Linked DNA regions of Mus musculus: all the other regions are linked to region 2. A link is a contact called in ENCODE Hi-C or POLR2A ChIA-PET data. All regions are on one chromosome and are shown on one strand. The core of a region is the stretch at or near the end of the contact, and the rest is flanking DNA. Distances in the headings are between cores, read along the strand shown.

Region 1 (4,070 bases), core at 104-2,603, 63 kb after region 2:
TCTGTGGAGGTCAGAGGACAACTGTGGAGTCAGCTGTTCTGTCTTGTGTTGTATAGGTCCGGGGGAATTGAACTTACATCATTAGTCTTTACTCACAGAGCCCCTTGTTTTTTGAGACAGTGCTCAATTTATGCAGTCCAGGAACCAGAACCCAGCAGTCTAACAGCTGTATCTTCAGCACTCCTGCCTGTATTTGAGACAGGATCTTGCCTAGCTCATGCTGCCCTAGAACCCATGATCATCTCCTGACTTTGCCTCCTAAGAGCTGTGACTGTGGGGCAATGTGTTGTGCTCGATCAGAACGCCTACTTCCTGATCACTCCCTACCCTGCATTCTTTCCTGCACCACTGGATTTTGGCCTACACTGTTGTGACTTGCTCCAGGGAACAGAGATTATTTTTAAACAGTATTTCAGGTTTTGATGATTCTGTGCACTTTAACACCTGTCCTCCAATTGTTGCCTCACATACATGACATGTCACATACATGACACATCTTATCTGCTGTGTCTCCAGGGATGAGCAGGTAGTGGGCTCATGACCAGTCTGCTGTTGCTTTTAGTGCTGGAGACTGAACCCAGGGATTTGCCCGTGCCATTCGAATGCTTTCCTGTCTCAAACTTGGAATGTGGCCAGCATGGAATGGGAGCTTCTGATCGATCACCCCTTGCCTCTTTCCCAGGGCTGGGGTTATAAGCATGTGCCACCACATCTGATTTTTGAAGTGCTGGGATGGGACCCAGAACTTTGCAAACACTAGGCAAATAATCTGTCAACTGAGCTACATCTCCAGCCACCGGTTCTGTGTTTTAGTTGTGGTAAAAAATGTATATATGCCGGGCGTGGTGGCGCATGCCTTTAATCCCAGCACTCGGGAGGCAGAGGCAGGCGGATTTCTGAGTTCGAGGCCAGCCTGGTCTACAAAGTGAGCTCCAGGGCAGCCAGGGCTATACAGAGAAACCCTGTCTCGAAAAACAAAACAAAACAAAAATGTATATAACACAGAAGATAAAACTCATCATTTTAGCATGTAGTGACAGCTCTGTGACATTAAGTACACTTACGTTGTTAAACTGCTCCCTTTACTATTTTTATTTTAAAAAATTTTTTATGAGCATGGGCATTTTGCCTGCATGTATGTCTGTGTGAGGGTGTCAGGTCTTCTAGAACTGGAGTTAGACAGTTGTGAACTGCTGTAGGTCTGGGAATTGATCGTGAGTCCTTTGTGAGTGCGAGTGCAGTCAGTGCTTTTAACTGCTGAGCCATCTCCCAGTTCCTGTGTTTACTCTTTTTTTTTTTTTTTTTTTTTTGCTTTATTTTATGTATATGGATACTTTGCTTTCATGTATGCATGTGTACCATGCCTGGTGTCCAGGCAGGCCAGAAGAGGGTGTCAGGTCCTCTGGAACTGGAATTACAAGTGGATGTCAGCCACCATGCAGGTGCTGAGAGTTGAATCCAGGTCCATTGGAAGAGCAGCCCTGATCTTAACAAGCTGAGCCATCTCTCCAGTCCTCCCGTGTTTACTCTTAAGTAAAACTGTTCTTATGTTTGGCTCCTTCCTGTCGTTAAGATGAGTTCCTTCTCAAAATGTGATGCAGTAGTGGAAGGTTCTGGAGTCAGAGGGACTGAGCGGGATGGAGTTCGGGCGCCATCTCTGGCTAAGTGCGGTTGTTTTGGTTTTCCCTGGGCACAGAGGCTCATTACCCCAGGCCGACTTGGAACTTCCGGAGGATGGCCTTGAATCAAGAGAGTCCTCTGCTTCCACCTCTGAATATGGGGATTACAAGCAGAGCCATTGCTACTCTTGTTATAGGGGCTGGCATTGGTTACTCCGCAGCCAAAGGGTTTACTGACTCGATGACTGTGGGAAAGGGCAGGGTGGGGCTGGGCTCTCTTCTGCCAGTTATCACCGTTTTTTTGACTCCCTTGTAAGTCTACTCATTGACTAGATGGCCAGTATGGTTAATAGTTTTGTTCCTGTAAATTCTTCCTACCTCGTGATCTCCCTTCGCAGATTGAAAACTCAAAAGAATTCTGATTGGCTGCTGGGATCATGTGTTCATGACTAGCCAATCACTACAAACCGGAGCTTTTGAGCTCTGTGGCTAACAGGCCTACCGGACTGTGCATAGGGAAGCGGTCTGTTTGCTAAGGCTGGGGCTTTAAGGGGTCTGTTCATAGGAAACTGTTGTCTGTCTCATTTCTCCTGTTATTGTCCGGCTTATTGTCCTGCTCAGGTGTTGTCTCCTAGATCAAGCTGGGCTTGTAGGGAAAGCAGGAGACCGGGGTTCTGCCCCTAGGCCCCCTCCTTCAGTGGTAACCAGTCAGGATCTGCTGAGCTCTGAGCCCAGGGCTTCAACTTCCTATGCATGAGTGTCTCTGAGCACTTGCTGTGTACCGAGGATCCTGAGGGAGTGGGACATTGCCTGCTCCTCGGGGTACATATTCTATTTAAGCTGCATGCAGAGTAAAAGGAAGACAAGCATCAGGGCTCTGAGGTTTTTGCCCTATTTTTGAACAGACCAATCAAGCACAAGGCTGTCTTCCCAGAAGAAAGTCTTTCCCCCCCTCCCCTGGTTAGCCTGCTGTCTTTTGGACAGGGGAATGTGTCTGTCTCTGCAGCCCTCTCCCTGTGACTCGGAAAGGCCTTGTTAGTTTGGTCTCTTGTAACAGTTGTACACTGGAAGCGTTTTCTGCCGACATTCCTCTTTCCCTACTTCCACGCAGCGTCCCAGCCCCCAGCTCTGTTGTTATCTCCGTTGCCAGGGCGCTCTCATGCTTGCTCAGGCAGAAGGGGGCTTCTGTTGGCATGGATTCAGCTGGAAGCGAGGAAGAAAAGCTAGTTGGAAGAGAAACAGCACATCCCAGCCTGGGAACGGAAACCATGGGCGGGCAGTTTGCTTCTGTCCCAGTCCAGGCTAAGGCATCTAAGCCCAGGGCCTGACTTGTAAGGGAAAGAGCGCCGTGCTTGCCGCTTCCTTCTGTCCTTTCTTTTCCTTTTTTCTCTTCTCTTCTCTTTCTTTTTTTTTTTCTTTCGGTTTTTGTTTTTTGTTTGTTTGTTTTGTTTTGTTTTGTTTTTTTGAGAGATAGAGATAGATAAATAGATAGCTTCTCTGGGTAGTCCTGGCTGTCCTGGAACTTGTTCTGTAGACTAGGCTGCCCTTGAACTCACAGAGCTCCACCTGGCTCTGCCTCCCAAGTGCTGGGATTAAAGTTGTGTGTCACCTGGCCCAGCCACGACACTCTTTTGTTTGTTTGTTTGTTTTGTTTTTGGAGACAGGGTTTCTCTGTATAGCCCTGGCTGTCCTGGAACACACTCTGTAGACCAGGCTGGCCTTGAACTCAGAAATCTACCTGCCTCTGCCTCCTGAGTGCTGGGACTAAAGGCGTGCGCCATCACTGCCCAGCCACAACACTTTTTAAAAGCATTTTCTTAGCTTTGCCTTGTTGAGGTGGTTGTGGTGTTTAATCACTGCTGTTGGAACTAAGATGACAAATACTGGGCTGGTGAGATGGCTCAGTGGGTAAGAGCACCCGACTGCTCTTCCAAAGCTCCGGAGTTCAAATCCCAGCAACCACATGGTGGCTCACAACCATCCATAACGAGATCTGACTCCCTCTTCTGGAGTGTCTGAAGACAGCTACAGTGTACTTACATATAATAAATAAATAAATAAATCTTAAAAAAAAAAAGATGACAAATACTTTAAATCCTCTATCCTATAACTTGTTTTCTCTTAAGAATTTGAGTCATAATTATGTTTGTTTTTCTTCTGGCTGCTTTAAAGATTTTTTTTTTCTTACTCTGTTTTGAGCACTTTTTTTATGCTTTTTAATTTTATTTATTTATTTATTTATTTATTTAATTTAATTTATGTGAGTGCATTGCAGCTGTCTTGAGACACACCAGAAGATGACAGCAAATCTTATTACAGATGGTTGTGAGCCACCATGTGGTTGCTGGGAATTGGACTCAAGACCTCTGGAAAAGCAGTCAGTGCTCTTATCCGCTGAGTCATCTCTCCAGCCCCCCTTTTATGCTTTGAGATAAGGGTGTGTGTATGCTC
Region 2 (4,158 bases), core at 1,143-3,642:
TTCACAGGCCAGGCAGTCCTTTTCCTGTAACTTCTGCAGACCCAGAGCTCACTCCAAATGCTAAAGCCCTTTTTCTACCTTCTTTCCAGGAATAAAACCAGAATTTCTTCTTTTCTATTTTTAACATCACCATTGACCCATTGGCCTCAGATTTTGATTTCTTCCCTAAAATTTCATCTGGCATTGCTTTTATCATTATTATTATCGTTATAATGTATCTGGTCATTTAATTCAACTTTTAATCATTGGGTCTGGAGAACAGTGCAGTGGTTAAGAGCACTTGTTCATGCAGAAGACCCAGGATCCATTCCAAGCGCCCATATGGTGGCTCACAACCCTCCATCACTCCAGTTCCAGGGGATCCAACATCTTCTAGCCTCCAGGGCACTGCATGCATGTAGCACACAGCTATATATGCACATAAAACATCCACACACAAAATAATAGAAGTGAAGATATAATTTTTAAAAATTTACTTGTTTGGGGCTGGTGAGATGGTGTGTGAAGTCAGCTACAGTGTACTTATGTATAATAATAAATAAATCTTTGGGCCAAGAGCAAGCAGAGGTCCAAAAAATTCAATTCCCACAACCACATGAAAGCTCACAACCATCAGTACAGCTATATACAGTGAACTCCCATACATAAAATAAATAAATAAATCTTTTTTAAAAATTACTTGTTTGTTGAGCACCTACGATATGCCAGGTATTGTTCTAGGTTCTAGAAACATAGCCAAGACCAAAAAAAAAAAAAAATTGTCTTCAGTCATAATCTATCAGAAAACATAGGCCATAGACCAGGAAGTAAATGAGGGGTGGAGAAGAGGAGCCATGGCTTCAGATAATTTTTATTCTGGTACAAGGAGAAGCTATGTTAGTCAGGGTAGTTGGTCAGGAAAGGCCTCTTTGAGGAGGTAGATGACCCAAGAAGCAGTGGTGTCAGCTGTTAGGAAGGGTAATGGAAGCTGGAGAGAATAGTAAGTACAAAAACTGAGGTCAAAATTAAAGGTCAAGGGTTGAGGTGGAGCTAAAGTAGATCACCAGCTTAGCATTCATTCACCAGGCTCTGTATGCAGCCCTGCCCTCTTCGAGCCCCACACACTCAGGGCAGCTGACACTATTAAGTGAGACTATTAAGTGAGCCAGCATTACAGAACTTTGTGCAACAGAGGACAGTTAAGTCAGAAACTCACAACTAGTTAAAGTGTCAGTAGAGTGTTTAGCCACAGTAGGACTTCTATCTCATCTTTTCCTCTTTCCAAGACTCAGGCATCATGGTGAATGTCGGGGTGGAAAGATATAAGAGCCAGAGTTTGGGGAGGCCTGGGGTGAAATCGTGTCTTGGAAATGGCAGGGCTACAGCACTTGCAAACTCAGACCAGCTGTAGCTTTCTCCACCTGCACAGGATCAAGCCAGTCATCATTCCAGAATGCATGGATGAGGACCTCACAAATCCCCAGAGGTCTGTCTTGGGAGAGAAAGTCCTCTAAGTGTATATGTAGTCCCTGATAAACCATGTTCCAGTGGATGACCCCACACTGACACACTGATCAATATAATGTACCAGCAGTTCAAATTGGACTTCATGGATTATAAACAAAACTTAGAGACGGCTCAGCTGGTAAAAGCACTTGCTGCTGGACTGAGTTCAGTGCCAGGGTCTCACATGATGGAGGGAAGAGAATCGATTCCGGAACGTTGTCCTCTGATCTTCACACATGTGTTTTGTTGTGTGTCTGTGTGTAGATATATGCCATGTGTGTCCATATACACAAAACAAAATTAATAATAAATGTAAAAACGACGACATGAAGTTGGGAGTGGATCCCCTCCCTATGAGTTTGAGCTAGGAATGGCTGAAATGGTAATAGGGTCGTCAAAGAAATGGGGTCTCAGAGAATCACAGTCGAGAGGTGTGTGAATGGGAATGGAGGTCCCTCCAAAGCTGGAAATTGGGGTTAAGAAGAGCACTGAGGGAATCTAACATAAACTGAGGAATTAAGACCAGAGATAGGAGTCCTTCGAGAAGGCTGCTTTCCAATCAGCGTGGCACAGTTGCAAGGTGTGGGGTGTCCATGTAACAGACAATCTCGGTGAGGTGGGTTGGTGTTGCAACCTTGAAGAAGACTGTGTGCAGCGATCATGGGGTGCGTGTTGAAGAACTGGGGTCGGTGTCCGCGTTGGGAGGCGATGTGCGAGCGCCGGACGTATGTCTGTGTAGAATTGGAACTACTAGGGGACTGGGTCTCCGGCCGGACAGCGGGGCAAGCTGTTTCCGGGGCAGGGGCTTCGGCGTCGGCTCCTGGGCGCCCCCTGGCGGCCCCGACCCCGCCGCGGTTCTCACAATGCTTGCGTAGCCCCGCTCCGACTCCCCGGGCGGCGGCAGCTCCAAGATGGCGCAGGCGATCTTCGAGGCCCTGGAGGGTGAGCGCGTCGGGCCGGGGCAGCGGCTGTTCCGCGTGGCGCCCCCTCCCGCCGCGCCCTCGCAGCGCCGGGCCCAGGGCGCGTGGAGGCCGCGGGGCGGAGGGCGGAGGGCGTCCGGGCCGGAACAGCCGCGGGGCGGGAGGGGGCGGGAACAGCCTGGGAGCGCCGGCTCTGCGGGGAGGGGGCCTCGGGACCGGAACAGCGCGGCAGTCGAGGCCGCCGGCGCGGGAGGGTGCACGCCCAGGAAACAGCCGGGGGCCTGGGCCTGGAGAGACGGCGGTGCGGGAGGGCTGGGCGGCTCAGCTGCCCAGTCGGGCGCCCGAACCACTCAGAACGTCCCGAGACCCACGGTGGCCTCCGGGCTGGGATGTAGTCCTACTAAGTCCAGAGCAGAGAAGGAGGCGCCGCCTGTGTGCACAGCGGAGTCTGGGAGAGACCACCGGCCCAAACCAGTAAACACAGGGCACCCACCGTGCTCCGATCTGAGCCCTGCACGCGTGTGCCTGCTTGGGCTACTCTGGTCTCCGATCGAATCGGATTCGATTCTGTGATCTGCAAGATCGCCGTGGTGCATGGGCCCCAGGCTCTGGAGAAAGGGAGCTCTGAGCGCCACCATGTGCACCTGCTGGAGTTTAACAACAAAGGATGGCTCTAGAGACAGGAGAGGAGTTGGACACAGTAGTAGCCTTGTGGGTGGAGGGTGGAGTGAACAGCCCGAGTGGAAATCTGTGGGCCGGGCCGGCAGAAGGAAACCAAGGCTTGTAGTTCACTAGCTTCTTGGAGGATGAGCTCTCACCTGAGTCTTACCTTTGAAAGAAATCCAGTGATTCTTACTAAGCCAGATTCACTTGTCCTCATCCTCCTTCATTACTACCCCACCTCACCCCGCCGTCAGAATTGTGGGAAAGAATAGTAAAAGAAGGCAATCTCAGGCAGGGTTTGCCGTGCATGCTCATAATCCCAGCGGTTGGAAGACAGGCAGGAAGATCGTTAGCCTCGGCCACATAAGGATTTTGAGGCCAGCTTTGGCACCATGAGACTTTCAAAAACCAATTAGGAATATATGTGTACATACATATACTCAATAACAACTTTTTTTAAAAGGCCATGACTTTGAAGGAGAGTGGAGAGGTTATATGGGAGGTTTGGAGGGAGAAAAGTGAAGGGCGGAATGTCCTAATCAAATTATAATCTCAAAAGTATTAAAAATATCATTGTACAGAAAATAAAAGGGGGGAAAAACCACAAAACAACGGGAACTCAAAAAAGAAGACTGCAAAGGTGACCCCAGCTGGTGTGTTCTGTGAAGAAAATAGCAGGGGTGGTGTGGATCTGGGTGGTCAGTCAGGGTCGTGGGTGTTCGTTCCCTTTTGGAGGACAGTGGGGTATTGCGTGTGGTCAGGTCGTGGGTGTTCATTCCCTTTGGAGGACAGTGGGGTATTGCATTGTTTAAACGTTTCGTACAAGCATATGCTTGTGTATTAGCTAAAGAAAAAATTAAATAGGATTCGAGAAGTGTAGTTTCACTGGCCTTGAAAGGTCCCCAGGACCAAAATAAATAAAATTTCTACGAGAAGAACAGCAGGTGTGTGGCGATCCAAATAAAAGGGCATCGGAAGGACCAGGTGGTGGAAGCCAGGGAGAACAAGATTTCCCATAATTCCCGGTGCAGTGTAGCGGAGCGGCTTGAGAAAAGCCCTCCTCAGATCTGATGAGGCTTCTGAACTTTAT
Region 3 (4,227 bases), core at 618-3,117, 44 kb after region 2:
AAAGGCCAGAACAGTGAAGCCCAACTGGTGTCTAACCGATGTACTCTGTGAGTCTTGCCACGGCAGGCAAATCCTCAGGCAAGATGGCGGCAGCTGTCCGTGTGTCAGCGCGATGTACCCATATCCTAGGCAGACATCATGGATGTCTCAGTTTTTCTTCTCCTCCTCTTCTTCCTCCTCCGTCTTCATTTTCTTTTAGAGATCAAGACAGAATTTTGCTATGAAGGCCACACTAGCCTGGAACTCCAGGTTTCCTGTGTCAGCCACTATAGACAGACACTGCCCCTGGCTTTCAGCACCCTTTTAAAAACAAGAGTCCCGCAGAGGCAGGCGGATTTCTGAGTTCGAGGCCAGCCTGGTCTACAAAGTGAGCTCCAAGATGGCCAGGGCTATACAGAGAAACCCTGTCTCGAAAAAACCAAAAAACAACAACAACAAAACCAAGAGTCCCAATGTAGGTTCAAATTCTTCCCCAGAGACGGATGCCAATTGTGTGGTAAGAGTATTTAAGTTAAATTTGAGTTTTCTAATATAATCCCCCCAAACATGACTTTCTATACTCCTAGAGTGTCTTACTATTATTGTGACCAAAGCAACTCGGGGAGGAAATGGTTTACTGAGCTTATACTTCCATATCATTGATCATCATGAAAGCAGGTCAGAACTCAAACAGACAGGAGGTTTTTTCTTTTTCTTTCTTTCTTTCTTTCTTTCTTTCTTTCTTTCTTTTTTTTTTTTCAGTGCCAGAAATACAATTACATTCAGGAGGTTTTTTCAAGTCAGGGTTTCTCTGTATAGCCCTGGCTGTCCTGGAACTCAGTCTGTAGACTAGGCTGGCCTATAACTCAGAAATCTACCTGCCTCTGCCTTTGCCTCTGGGATTAAAGGCATGTGCCACCACATGGCAGCCCTCTTATCTCAGCCTTTCAAAAGATGTGAGATTATAGGCATGAATTGCCAAGTCCTGTTTAAAACACACATCTTTATTTGAGTGCCTGTAGTCAGCTGGGCCCTTTATATTCCTATCTCACTTACAAACTCTTTTAAGAGGACTTGTGACAATTTCAAATTTACAGCTTTGGAAAGCAAGAGGAAGTAAGTATCTAAATGAATATTCGAGGCTGATTTTGAAGCTTTGCTGTTGAATTACACTGCCAAGGTGGTTAGTCTATTTTAGGTTTCAGAAGGTCTCTTAGGTGAATAAAGAGAATGACAGCTCATCCAAGTAGAGAGAACTGACCGGTCTGGTAAAGTAAGCTAGTTAGACAGCCAGTTTCCTGGGCTTGATTCACTGACATATAAATTAGGAACAGCACAGATCCAACACTTCAGAGGCAGAGACAGGCCAGCCTCTGATCCTTAGGAACTTCAAGGCCAGCTTAGGCTACATGAAAGTCTGGTTCCAAAACAGACACACAAAATAGGAACAGCATTATCTGTTGTAAACTGCTTTAAGAATCAAATGTGATTATGATTGTAAAGTACTATGTTCCAGAGATCATAGAAAATGAGTGATGTTGTTATCACTATTACTTCCCGTGCTGTGAATTAGGTCCAGGGTTCTATCACGGACCAGCACAACGAACCCCTCTTTTTGTAATAGTTATTTCTTCTCTTCCTGGTCTTTCATCTCTACGGAACACATTCCAAAGAGACTACATTTTCCAGCATGCCACATTGCCCTTTGACCTCTGCGAGACTAAAAAGATGCGCCATAGTACGCCAGGAGCCGGAAAACTCAGACTCCCGGCTTGCAGCGCGCGGTCCTCCCTTAGACTCGAGGGGCTGCGGGCGCGTGGTGCTCTGGGAGCTGTAGTCAGCGGCGCGTTGCCCTGACGCCGGCCGGGCCCGGGCGTGGGGGCCTGTGGGAGGTGGCGCGGCCGGGCCCAGCTGCGGGGCGGAGGTGGAGGCGAGGCCTGCGGCTGCGGGGAGCGGCAGGCCGGGAGTGGGCGCGGGAGCCGAGCCGAGCCGAGCCGAGCCGAGCCGGAGTGGGCGCCGGAGGCCGGCGCGGCGAGCAGCAACCATGTCGGTGTTCGGGAAGCTGTTCGGGGCTGGAGGGGGTAAGGCGGGCAAGGGCGGCCCGACCCCCCAGGAGGCCATCCAGCGGCTTCGGGACACGGAGGAGATGTTAAGCAAGAAGCAGGAGTTCCTGGAGAAGAAAATCGAACAGGAGCTGACGGCTGCCAAGAAGCACGGCACCAAAAATAAACGCGGTGAGACGGCTGGGGCCCCATCAGACTCTCCACTGGCTCTCCTAAGGCTCCCCAGGCCCGGACTCCACTTTGTCTAACTCGTTTCGGGGTCTCTCTCGACTCTGGAACTCTCCGGCCAGACTTCTTTCGTTGTCCAGCCGAGCCGGGGATCCCTTTCCATCTGACTCCTTCTGGGTCTCCTTGAGCCGGTTCACTTGCATCATCAGACTCCCTTCAAACTCTCCCTACCCTGGCAGGCCTCTTCTGACCCAGATCTCACAGCACTTTAACTTTGCTCAGTCTGTTCCACTCTGTTCCATTGTATTCTTTTCTCTTTGGCCTCACCCATCTTCCCAGCCACTGCCTCTACCCCCACCTTGGTTCATTTCTTTGCCCCACCCTATCATTTATGTGTTTCTTGGTCCACCTCTGTCCTCTCCTGAGCCCTTGGTGACGTCTGAGCTGCCTTCTGCCCCTGACTTAGGAGTCTTCTTGAGAAGCTTCCTTTATGGAGAAAAAAGAGAACTGGGGAGTGAAGAGACCCTCTGGGACCCGCTCTGTCTGTTCACTTGTTGAGTGTACTTGTTAAGTTTTGAGTTCCACATCCACCGGCTAGGAGCTGGCCACTGGAAGACCTAAGATGTCGATAACCCTGTGATTCTCAGAGCTTCCGTGTTGTAAGCCTTACCCTCTTGTGACTCACCACTTCCCCGTTCCTCCTGAACCAGAAATGACGAGGACTCTGCCTCTGTTGACCCAGTCCTGTTGTTGATTGGAACTTGAAAGCTTCTTTGCTTCCTGTCTAGGAATCGAAACTGTCTAGGAAGTACCTTGTAGTTTTCTTCAGTGAGATGGATGTGAAAATGTGTGAATGACTGTAAAGAAAGTCAAAATGCTCATGTGTGTTTTTGTTACAACAATGTGAGCATGAATCATAGCGTGACAGGTCACCCCTTGAGAGTGGGCCGAAGTTGAGAGATAGAGAGAGGTGGGGGGGGGGGGCTGGCTTAGGAATCATGCAAACAAGTATTTAACCCAGAAGGTTACCAGGGAAATTTCTTCCGGGACTGTGACCTTTAGTGGATTTATCCTCCTAAGAGTGTTTATAATATCCAGTACTAGTAGGGGCTTAACTAACATGGGAAACATTAGCTTGTTTTGTATCACAATGATAACCTATCTTGAGGGCTGCTCCTCTGCCAATATCATAGCAAACATTGAGGGAATTCTGAGTACCCAGGACATCCAGTCTGATTCATAGAGGGATATCAAACAATGTCTGCTTTAAAGAAAAGGTACTAGCCGTGCATGTCCCTGAAAGCCTGTAAGCTCAGACCTGGGAGGTGGAGGCAGGAGGGCCAAGGTCATCCGTGTTTACAGAGCAGTCTGAAGGCCCAGATGGCCAACAAGAGAGATACTGTCTCAAAAAGGAAGATGGTGGGGGTAGGGGAGACACTACATGAAGAAACTAACCAATTTGGAGATGTTAGTGATGAGCACTAATTACGACTAAGAAGTGGGGTCATAGTGATAGAGTAGGGTGCTGTCTTGGTAGGATGGTCAGGGTAACATCTTTGAAAAGTTCAAGTTTGAACTGCGGCCTTTTGAAGTACCCAGCTTTGGGGGGATTTTTCTTGGTTGGGAGAATAGCAGAGGAATGGCTGGGAAGTTGGCCTGCTTTAAGAGGTTGAAAGATCTCTGTATCTTTCTAGTGGTTGAAGGGAGAGTGGGGGAAGCGAAGGGAGGGGTGGGCCTTGAATTGCTAACATCAGAGTTTGAATTCTAAGTGGATGGAAAGCTTTTGAAGGGTGTTCTGAAGCCAGTCCTAATCACTGGTTAGAGTTTTAAGCATCTGGCTGTGTCTGGAGAGTGGGAAGGGCATGTAGGGAAGGTGCAGGCATCCATCTGTGGACCGGACACCAGTTAGAGCTGTGGAGAAGAACGGACGGGGCTGTGTTCTCTAATCAGCCCTTTTCTCTGACAGCTCTGCCTTAATCAGGACCCTCTTTTCACCAGTGGTAATTAGAGTCCTGGA

What was found. Hi-C counts contacts between places; a loop is a spot of excess contacts on that map. ChIA-PET counts read pairs that join two places held with the same protein, here RNA polymerase II (POLR2A).
Region 1: POLR2A ChIA-PET joins it to region 2 with 14 read pairs in embryonic stem cell. The contact joins the promoter of 9030607L20Rik here to the promoter of Zfp341 in region 2. A Hi-C loop is called at or near these places in 1 of 37 maps with a recorded cell type or tissue (heart). POLR2A ChIA-PET finds 5 or more read pairs at or near these places in 3 of 5 experiments (Patski and embryonic stem cell).
Region 3: a map of T-helper 1 cell shows a loop between it and region 2 (2.0-fold over the local background). The contact joins the promoter of Chmp4b here to the promoter of Zfp341 in region 2. A Hi-C loop is called at or near these places in 2 of 37 maps with a recorded cell type or tissue (T-helper 1 cell and heart). POLR2A ChIA-PET finds 5 or more read pairs at or near these places in 3 of 5 experiments (Patski and embryonic stem cell).

Annotation. Positions count from the first base shown.
Region 1 is chr2:154,675,186-154,679,255 of GRCm38, forward strand. 9030607L20Rik (a long non-coding RNA gene) reads left to right here and starts at 1,354. Exons shown (of 2, transcript XR_866878.2): 1 at 1,354-4,070. All of the region lies in intron 1 of Chmp4b (charged multivesicular body protein 4B), which reads left to right.
Region 2 is chr2:154,610,976-154,615,133 of GRCm38, forward strand. Zfp341 (zinc finger protein 341) reads left to right here and starts at 2,393. Exons shown (of 15, transcript NM_199304.1): 1 at 2,393-2,427. The coding sequence starts at 2,397.
Region 3 is chr2:154,655,159-154,659,385 of GRCm38, forward strand. Chmp4b (charged multivesicular body protein 4B) reads left to right here and starts at 1,868. Exons shown (of 5, transcript NM_029362.3): 1 at 1,868-2,213. The coding sequence starts at 2,024.